Regions from separate parts of the Homo sapiens genome. Here region 2 is linked to region 1. A link is an interaction called in ENCODE POLR2A ChIA-PET data of the cell type or tissue named here. Cell type or tissue: K562. All regions are shown on one strand. Each heading gives the region's core, and the rest is flanking DNA. Links, peaks and the distances in the headings are about the cores only.

The links. Peaks named below come from ENCODE experiments on the same cell type or tissue, not always from the same donor. Only the 100,000 strongest peaks of a DNase experiment are listed, where the experiment ranks them.
Region 2: POLR2A ChIA-PET joins it to region 1 with 5 read pairs; 4 of 35 experiments call an interaction of 5 or more read pairs at or near these places.

The regions. Positions count from the first base shown.
Region 1 is chr6:139,608,537-139,612,942 of GRCh38, reverse strand. No RefSeq gene overlaps it. Among named protein-coding and RNA genes, the nearest start is that of LINC01625, 140 kb to the right of the region's middle. In K562, for the core only: no CTCF peak of the experiment used is centred there; no DNase peak of the experiment used is centred there.
Region 2 is chr6:139,432,086-139,436,491 of GRCh38, reverse strand. LOC107986651 (a long non-coding RNA gene) reads right to left here. Exons shown (of 6, transcript XR_001744382.1): 3 at 1,641-1,714; 4 at 32-155. Among named protein-coding and RNA genes, the nearest start is that of LINC01625, 40 kb to the left of the region's middle. In K562, for the core only: no CTCF peak of the experiment used is centred there; a DNase peak (open chromatin) is centred at 2,271.

The DNA of each region.
Region 1 (4,406 bases), core at 308-4,307:
CTTTCCAAAATTTAAGGAAGAAATAATATGTATTGTTACATGAACTCTTCCAAAAAAATTGAAGAGTTTGAATTCTCCCCATCTCAATGTATAAAGTTACCATTACCTTGATACCAAAACCAGGCAAAGACATTAACACAAGAAAATCCTATACCAATATCCCTCATGAATAAAAATGCAATTTTTTTAATTTGACAAATCAAATCCAACAATACATAAAAATGATAATACATCATGAAAGAGTGGGATTTATCTCATGAAAACAGTGTTGGTAAACAATTTTGGCTTAGCATTTGAAAATCAATCAACTTAATTTATCTTATTAATACACTAAAAAATAAAATCCATGTGATTATCACAGTAGAAGCATAAAAAGCATTTGACAAAATCCAACATAAATTTCTGATAAAAACTCTCAGCAAAATAGGAATATAAGAAAACTTTATCAACTTCATAAAAGACATGATGAAAAACTACAGCTAACATGGTACTTAATAATGAAAGATTGGTTATTTTCCCCTTAAGACCAGAAAAAATGCAAAGATATCTGAACTTATATCTAGTTAACATTGTAGTGAAGGTTCCAGCTAGTGAAATAGGGAGAGAAAAAGGAATAAAAGGTATCCAGATTTGAATAGAAGAAGTAAAACTCTATTGTGAAACAACATTGTGCAAAAATAACCCAGGAAACCTACAAAAAACCCTGCTAGACCTAATAGTGAATTTCTCAAGTATCTTTAGTTTGTTCAGCATGCTGTAACAAAATACCATAAACTAGGTAGCTTATAAACAATAGAAATTTATTTCTCACAGATCTGGATGTTGGGAAGTCCAAGATCAAGGAACCAACAGATTCTTACAGAAATATATGTAACCAAGCTAAATCCATGATCTCTGTTGTCCAGTGTGAGATTGGTGCAGTAATCAGGGTACAGTCTAGCTAACAAAAAGTAACATAAGAATAGTTCAATTTCCTCCCTTGAGTTTTCTGAATGCCATGAATTGTATAGTCTCCAGCGAGGCTTCTCAAAATTTCCATTTTCCTTCCAACACTTTTGTCATACTATGTTGGTTTTGGGCCACATTTTACGGAAATGTCTTCCCCTGGCCCATCTGCTTGTTATCCTTTTTCTTGTCATTCCTGATTCTGCATCACAAAAGGCTAAGCAAATAGTCTGGCAACAGCAGATCTGTCCATGGGAGTCAAAGAAAGGGGTAAGTCTGAGTGGGCAACAGTAGAATTCTTTGACCAATTCAAGGATGAGGAAAACCTGGGAACATTCATGCATTGAAAGGAAGAACACTGATGTGCTTAAAAGCACAGGCTCTAGAGCTAGAATTCTAGGATCCTGTGTCAGGCTCCGTTATTTACCAGCTGGGCGACATTGATAAGTTTATCTAACCTTTCCGAGCTTCATTTGTCTTATCTGTAAAATGGAGATAATAATCATAACTTCCTAAGATGACTCTTTGAGCATTAAACGATTTAATACATGTGAGGTACTTAGAATTACACGTGGCACATATGAGGCTCTCTAAGCTAGTACTTAATTGCTATTCATATGTATAGTAATAACTTCGGCACTTTCAAACATAGGTACTTTTTGAGACCCAAAATGGAATGGGCAGTCTCAAGAGATAGTGATCTCCCTATTTCTAGAAGTGACCAAACTGATATTAGAGGAATGCTCCATCAAGAAAGTACACATCACATTCATTAATTTGATACTGATTGGACCAGGACTGCATAGAGTCCCTTTCATATATAAGGGTCTATATTTCTGTGCATCTTTTCTGCCTTGGTTATTTTCTTCCTGTTTCCACCATTCATCCACCCCAGATCAGAGAATTTGAATTCTCTTAATCCTAGGCATTTTTTTTTTCTTTCGCTTGAAGGTGTTTTGTAAAAAAAAGCTTTCTTTCAGATAACAAAACTGACAATTCACAAAATAGGGAAATAAAAATATGTTAACCTCACAGGAAATCAAATATTTGATAATACAAAGAATGTCCCTGCCTTGTGTACACACAAGATTGTAAGCACTGAGAATTTTGTAAAAAAATATATAATGTTTTTAGCCAACTGACACCCACACAAAACAAGTCTTTCTGCAAGATGGATAAAACAGAAAAACGAATTCGAAGTTAATATTTTCTAAGTAGAGAATTTACAGGTATTCCACTATAAAATATGTTTCTCTGTTTTCTTCTTTTTCTACTTCTTTTGCATTCAGGGAAATTCTAATAAACAGTTCAGCTTTTTATCCTGGTGGTCAAAGGAAAATGTATTTTCTAATCAAAGGAAAATCAATGACAATTATCAGAGTTTTTTCCCACATCTAACCTTATCTCCTTTACTCTACGTCCCCAAATGGTGGGGTATTCTTTCAGTTAAAGGCCACCACCACCTTCTTTGAGAACTTGCCCCCCTCTTCCTATACCTTTAACCTTCCTCTCCTTTCTGACTTTCCCACTTCAACCTGCAAATATTCCCACATGCTTCACATTCACTACAAACCCTCCTTTGACCTTGGATCCACCTCCTGCTACCAACCAGTCTATCACTTCTGCATCTCTATTCATACAGAATATCTCTCTCCTCTTCCCTCTCACTCTGCAGACATTTACTCCTCCTTTTAGAATCATTCCATAGTTGTAACACCATCCATCTCCCACCCCCCAATAAGAGTAGTAAACATCCCTCATTGCCTCACAGAATTACCCCAAATACCCTATTGGTGTTATCAGTTTACCTCAACAGCCTTGAAAGTAGACCTAGGAGGCTTGGCCGACAAAGAAAGAGATATACATTGATTCCTTAGGGAATAAATGAATGCACCAGTTCTAGACAAACACATATGAAAAAGAACTAATATGATTATGTGTTATAACCTTGATAGGTACATTTTGTTGTTGAAACTTAAAATTTTTCAGATGAATAAGGCCAAGTCAGTAATCTCTTTGGCCCTGAATTCTGTGTAGGCAAAAATGTGTAAACTCCCACATGGAAATACTAGCCATAGTCTCGGTGCCCTCCAATCAGTAATACAATTGATAACACATATTTTTCCCTGGGCCATTTGGTCTAATCTTTCTATGATCTACATAACTTCTCTTGACTTTTTCATTCTAGAGTCTATACTCTAGATATTCCATACACAGACCAGCACACTGCCATGGGCATCCCTGGACTGTCACTTAGTCTTTCTATCTATGCGTACTGTTTTACCCACTGTCACAAAACTTCAGACACAGAACAGTCTGGAGAGGTAAGCTCTGTTTATCCAAGATCACATATTTTGTTGATTTTTTTTTTAGTTGGGGATTTTTTGAAAGTTTAAAATTTTTTATTTTGTATATCTTATTTATTTATTTGTTTATTTATTTGGAGTGCAGTGGCGCCATCTCAGCTCACTGCAACCTCTGCCTCCTGAGTTCAAGCAATTCCCCTGCCTTAGCCTCTTGAGTAGCTGGTGCACACCACCATGCCCAGCTAATTTTTTTTTATTTTAGTAGAGACGGGGTTTCACTATATTGGCCAGGATGGTTTTGATCTCCTGACCTCGTTATCCACCTGCCTTGGCCTCCCAAAGTGCTGGGAGTACAGGCGTAAGCCACTGTGCCCGGCCTGTATATCTTATTTTTTTAAGCCACCCTTCATTGAGACTTATTGTGGGATAGAACTAGAACATGAGCTTGGCTTACATTTTCTCATTCAGACTTTACCACAATCCTATCAAGTTCACACTACGATTATAAATTTCATCCCCATTTTACAATTGAGAAAACTGAGGTATAAGGAAATTAAGAAAGTTAATCTAAACCACATAGCTGGTAAGGTCTTGAGTCAGAACAGCTGTTTCCAAAGCAGACACTCTTAACCAATACTCTACAATGTCTCATGGAAAATCCGAGAATAGATATTCAGAGGAAAAACTGATGATAGATACTCATGTGTATTTAAAAAGAGAATGAGGCCTGGGAATATATTTCCTTATTATTTATAGAGTGTGTAAGTTTTTAAAAATGTAGAATAATAACATAGGGAACAGAAGAAAAGAAAAATACCCTAAAGATTTCTAAAAGAACATTTTGACCGAAAGAGGCTTTTCTAAGCAAGTAGTTTACTCCTGGGCCATTAGTCATGGATTTAGATTTTCTTTTGAGCTATTGATTAGCAAGTGAAATGCAATTTACAGATTTTGTTAATCATTGTTCTCTTGGTGAGCAAATTTTTCAATCTGTTTCAAAAACAGTCAAGTAATAGAACTAAAAAACCCCAAGCCAAGTTGGATGGGAGAGAAGAGTACTCAAACATTTGCACTGACATCATTGTTTACCTAGTGGAGACCCTCCTAACATTCTAGGAAGAATAACTCCTTCAGGAAGGGTTTCTGTTCTCAGAA
Region 2 (4,406 bases), core at 261-4,260, 180 kb after region 1:
TCCCCACCATGGAGTTCTCATCAGGACTGACCTGTTAGAACCAGTTTGATGGCCACAGCTGCTTGCATCCCCATGACTGCCGCACAGTCCCTTTAATCACTTCTCAGAGTCCAGGGAGGTCCCTGGGAAGGCTGATTCCACTGCGGGATATTTATCTGAAGTAAATTCAGAAAATGGTGTCATCTCTTGCCATGTGGATGCAGAATATCATAATAATATCATTCCTATTCGTTCCAGTAAGGTTCATTTGACTGTATCTGCTTTTATTTTAAAATAGAAATCTTGCCCTGCTGTGGATCACACATTTTCCCACCCAAGTTAATTGGTAATGCCAAAAATGTACCTTATAATGGATTTTTACTAGGCATTAAAAATATATAATTGGCCAGGCACAGTGGCTCACTCCTGTAATCTCAGCACTTTGGAAGGCAGAGGCGGGAGGATCGTTTGAGCCAGGGAGTTCGAGACCAGCATGGGCAACATGAGACCCTGTCTCTATTTTATAAATAAAAAATAATAACAAAATTTTAAAATACATAATCAAGTAAGAGCAGCTATATTGAAACATTCATATAAACTCTAGTCAATACATTTGGTTTCTCAGCTATTCCTCCACAGTGAAATATTTGGTATTAAATAAGTGTATGTTAAGTGGTAATAAATCTTCAACTTCAGTCATTTCAATATTTTGCTAACCTCCAAGCAATTGACTTTTAAATTCATCTAATTTTTATTATTATGATAATACATAAAATCATGTTCATCAATACAAAATAGATCCATTTAGCTCATCAGTATTTTATATATTCATAAATTTTATAAAATATGAGGAAATTTTCATGGTATTTTCTGATGTGCCTTGTTAGAGAATAAAATTTATGCTTTTGAAAAATTATATTTGGTTACTAGTCTTTCCCTCTAGTCTTATAATTTTCTGACAAAAAATACACCCTCTACAATAAAACATAAATATTCAGAATTTGAAAACACATGACAATGATGAATTGGTCACATTTACATTTATTAACTATAACAAAAATGTAATATCTACCATCAGTAAGAACTTGCTATATGCCAGGTGCTGTGCTAAACACATTATGTGGGTTACCTCCCTTAATCCTTATAAAACTTCTGTGTGTGAGTACTGAGTACTATAAGTATTAGACCCATTTCATACATAAATAACATATGCTGTAGAGAGGTAAAGTAAATATACAAGGCTACCCAGCTGGTAAGTGGTACAACTGGGATATCAGTCACAGGTCTGATTCTAGAGTTTGAGCTCGTGCCACACAGACTAGTGATCTTCAGTTTAAGGGGGATGAAGGGTTACAGAGTTCTCTGAGAAGCTGGTTAAAGTTACAGGACCTCTCACGAGGAAAATGCAACCCCCCCCACACGTACACACACATTTTCACTGCATACAGTTATAAGGGTTTCTAGAACCCCTTAAAAACCATCCAGCATTTCCTTGGTATCCATAAGCCCTAAATTATGGCACTCCTATTTAAATATTTCCTTAAGTATTAAGGTGTAGGGATTTGATTGCTGACTATCTAAAGACATTGCTCTGCAAATGAAAATGTTACATGAATGTGGAGAAAGAGCAACCCAGATACTTAGACACCTGAATGTCCTACCTGTGGTCAGAGCCAGGGAGTCAGAAAATAAGGAGTCCTGCCCTACAGGTGTCTGTGTTAGGTTCTTCCAGTTACTGCAAGAAATGAGGGAGGAGTGGTGGTTGTAAGAATACACACTGGAGAGAGAACCTCACAGAAATAAGAACAAGCACTGTGGTAGGGCCAGACCTTTCTGAGCATGAAATTGGACAAGAAGATTGTGCAGGTCCAGAGACAATTCTCTGCCAGCAGCAGCAGGGTTATGTGGTGGGACCCCTGTGATCTGTCTCTGCTCATCCACTCAGTTCTCTTCTATCTAACTGATTTATTCTTTACTCCAGATTGTATGGTTCACACCTCGGGGACTCCCACGTGGAAGTGCAACCTCTGAATTCTTAAAAATTCCAGTTTCTGCTTCTTCATAACTTCAGGTTACCATGACACTTCATGGTTCTAACTTTACCTGAGTTTCTCTCTTGCATCTTCACAGCTACCATTTCCTCCTCTGGAATTAATGGAGTTAATGGTCCCATTCTCTCAGTATTTCTCAATTCAAGAGTCTGGTTGCAGCTGATGTCTTTTGCATGAGGTCAGGCCACAGGTTTTGAACCAGTTCATAGTCTGGCTGTGCTGACAGACACCACCCCTAATCCAATCAGCAGCAGCTGGTGGCAGAGAAGATAGGGGACTCCTCTAGGGAACTGAACATGCCCCTGTACTAGACCAGCATAGGGTCCTTTCCTCATGGGCTGGAGAATTTCCTGTACATAGGTATAGGGAGAAAATATCTAGTACAGACCCCCAGGATAGGCTGTCTGTGAAAAACACCATGCCACCATCTACACTTTGAACTGATTCCATCTACTATCCAGTCCTCCACACCGTTCAGGTGGGTGTATGTTTAGATAGGGATTAAATGGCAGTAGAAATCCACATTCCTGATGAAAGGCCAGGGATTAAGGAAAACATCTGGAGCTGAGACCGGCCAGGTGTGCCCATCAGTTGCATGTTGTCCAGGATACTTGTGCCAAGAGATTTTTGTGTCAAGCTTCAGGATACATCATACTTCCTGGTATATTTCACTGGTTGCTCACTGAGCCTTTTAAGGAGGAAGTAGCTTAAAGGGCACTGTGACACATGCAGCATAATAGAATTACAGAGTTAGACCTTTAAACATCATCTAATCTACCCACATATATTATGGAGAGGGAGCCTGGCCTGGGAGGAGCTAAGTGCTGTAAGAGAAGCACACAGAGAGTTAGCAGTGGGCTCCCCATTTCTAAGCAGTCACATTTGCTCTTTATTCCCTTGCTGTCTTTGAGAATGCTATCATTCTGTAGCAAAATTTTAAAAGAAAACTAGAAAAGCCTATCAAATAGTATCTCACATTAAGGTTTAACCCCAATTCATGTATATGTACAGAGTCTCTCTAATCACAGATAAATAATTTATTAGGAATAACCCTAGATTAGAGGACTCACTCTGTCCCTCTTAGACATGTGAATTAACCTTTATTTCTTCATATGAGAAATAATTCATTATGCAACATGTATTTATCTAACAGACACTAACTGAACGTCTGCTCAGTTTGGGCTCTAAGTGTAAAATGATGTATTAACAATTGTCTTTTCTTTATTTAAAAAAAAAAAAAAGGTGGCCAGGCGCAGTGGCTCACTCCTGTAACCCCAGTACTTTGGGAGGTCAAGGCGGGTGGATCATGAGGTCAAGAGATCAAGACCAATCCTGGCCAACATTGTGAAACCCTATCTCTACTAAAAATGCAAAAAGTAGCTGGGAGTGGTGGCACACGCCGTAATCCCAGCTACTCGGTAGGCTGAGGCAGGAGAATGGCATGAACCCGGGAGGCAGAGGTTGCAGTGAGCCAAGATTGTGCCACTGCACTCCAGCCTGGCGACCAGGTGAGACTCTGTCAAAAAAAAAAAAAAAAAAAAAAAAAAAAAGCTTTTATACTCTAGTAGGGGGTATAAAATAGCTGCAACACCCAAGGAATTATGGTAGCAAATAAAGAGAAGAAAACTCACTCTGCCTAGCTAGAAGGGGTCAGGGAAATCTTGCCAGATGGACATAACAAATGTAAAGGTGCAGGTATAGGAAGAGTTAGCCAAGCAGAGTGGGGCTTTGCAGGCAGACGAGGGACAGCATGGGGCATTGAGGAAAGAAGTACAGAATGAAGCACAGACATCAAGGAAAAGGCAGAGTGGGAATGGCAGAAGATGAGGCTGGTAAGTAACACTAGTACCAAAGAACTGCACACAGCATCCTTTCTGTCTGGCCATTGGCAATGAGTAATGCAGGCAGGTTTTTATTTTACAACTGTTATCCCAATGGCAGTATAGAGTACGTGCATGGAGAGCTTACAACCACGAAGACAAGTCCAGAGACTGATGCAGTGGTAGTGGGGCCAGAGAGGATTAGGCATATTCTAGAGACTTTTTAAAGTATAATTGAAGGTTTTGAGGTGGATTATAAGCCATGGGTAAGGATGTGAGGGGAGAAGGAGAAGTGGAAGATGCAGCCGTGATCCTGGCCATGGTAGGGGGAGCAGGAACTAGTGGGTTTTGTTTGGGACATTTGATTGAGGCTCTAGTAAAACAGCCAGGCCTAAAGTTCCTGTAGAAGATTAGGTAGTAGATCCAGAGTTCAATGAAGAGATCGGCTAGGAATGTAACCATTGGCATCTATAGGTAGGTGGTTCCCAAAACAGAAAGGAATGAGGGCTGTCAGATTTACCTGGGAAACTATTTCCAACTACATCTACCAACCCTT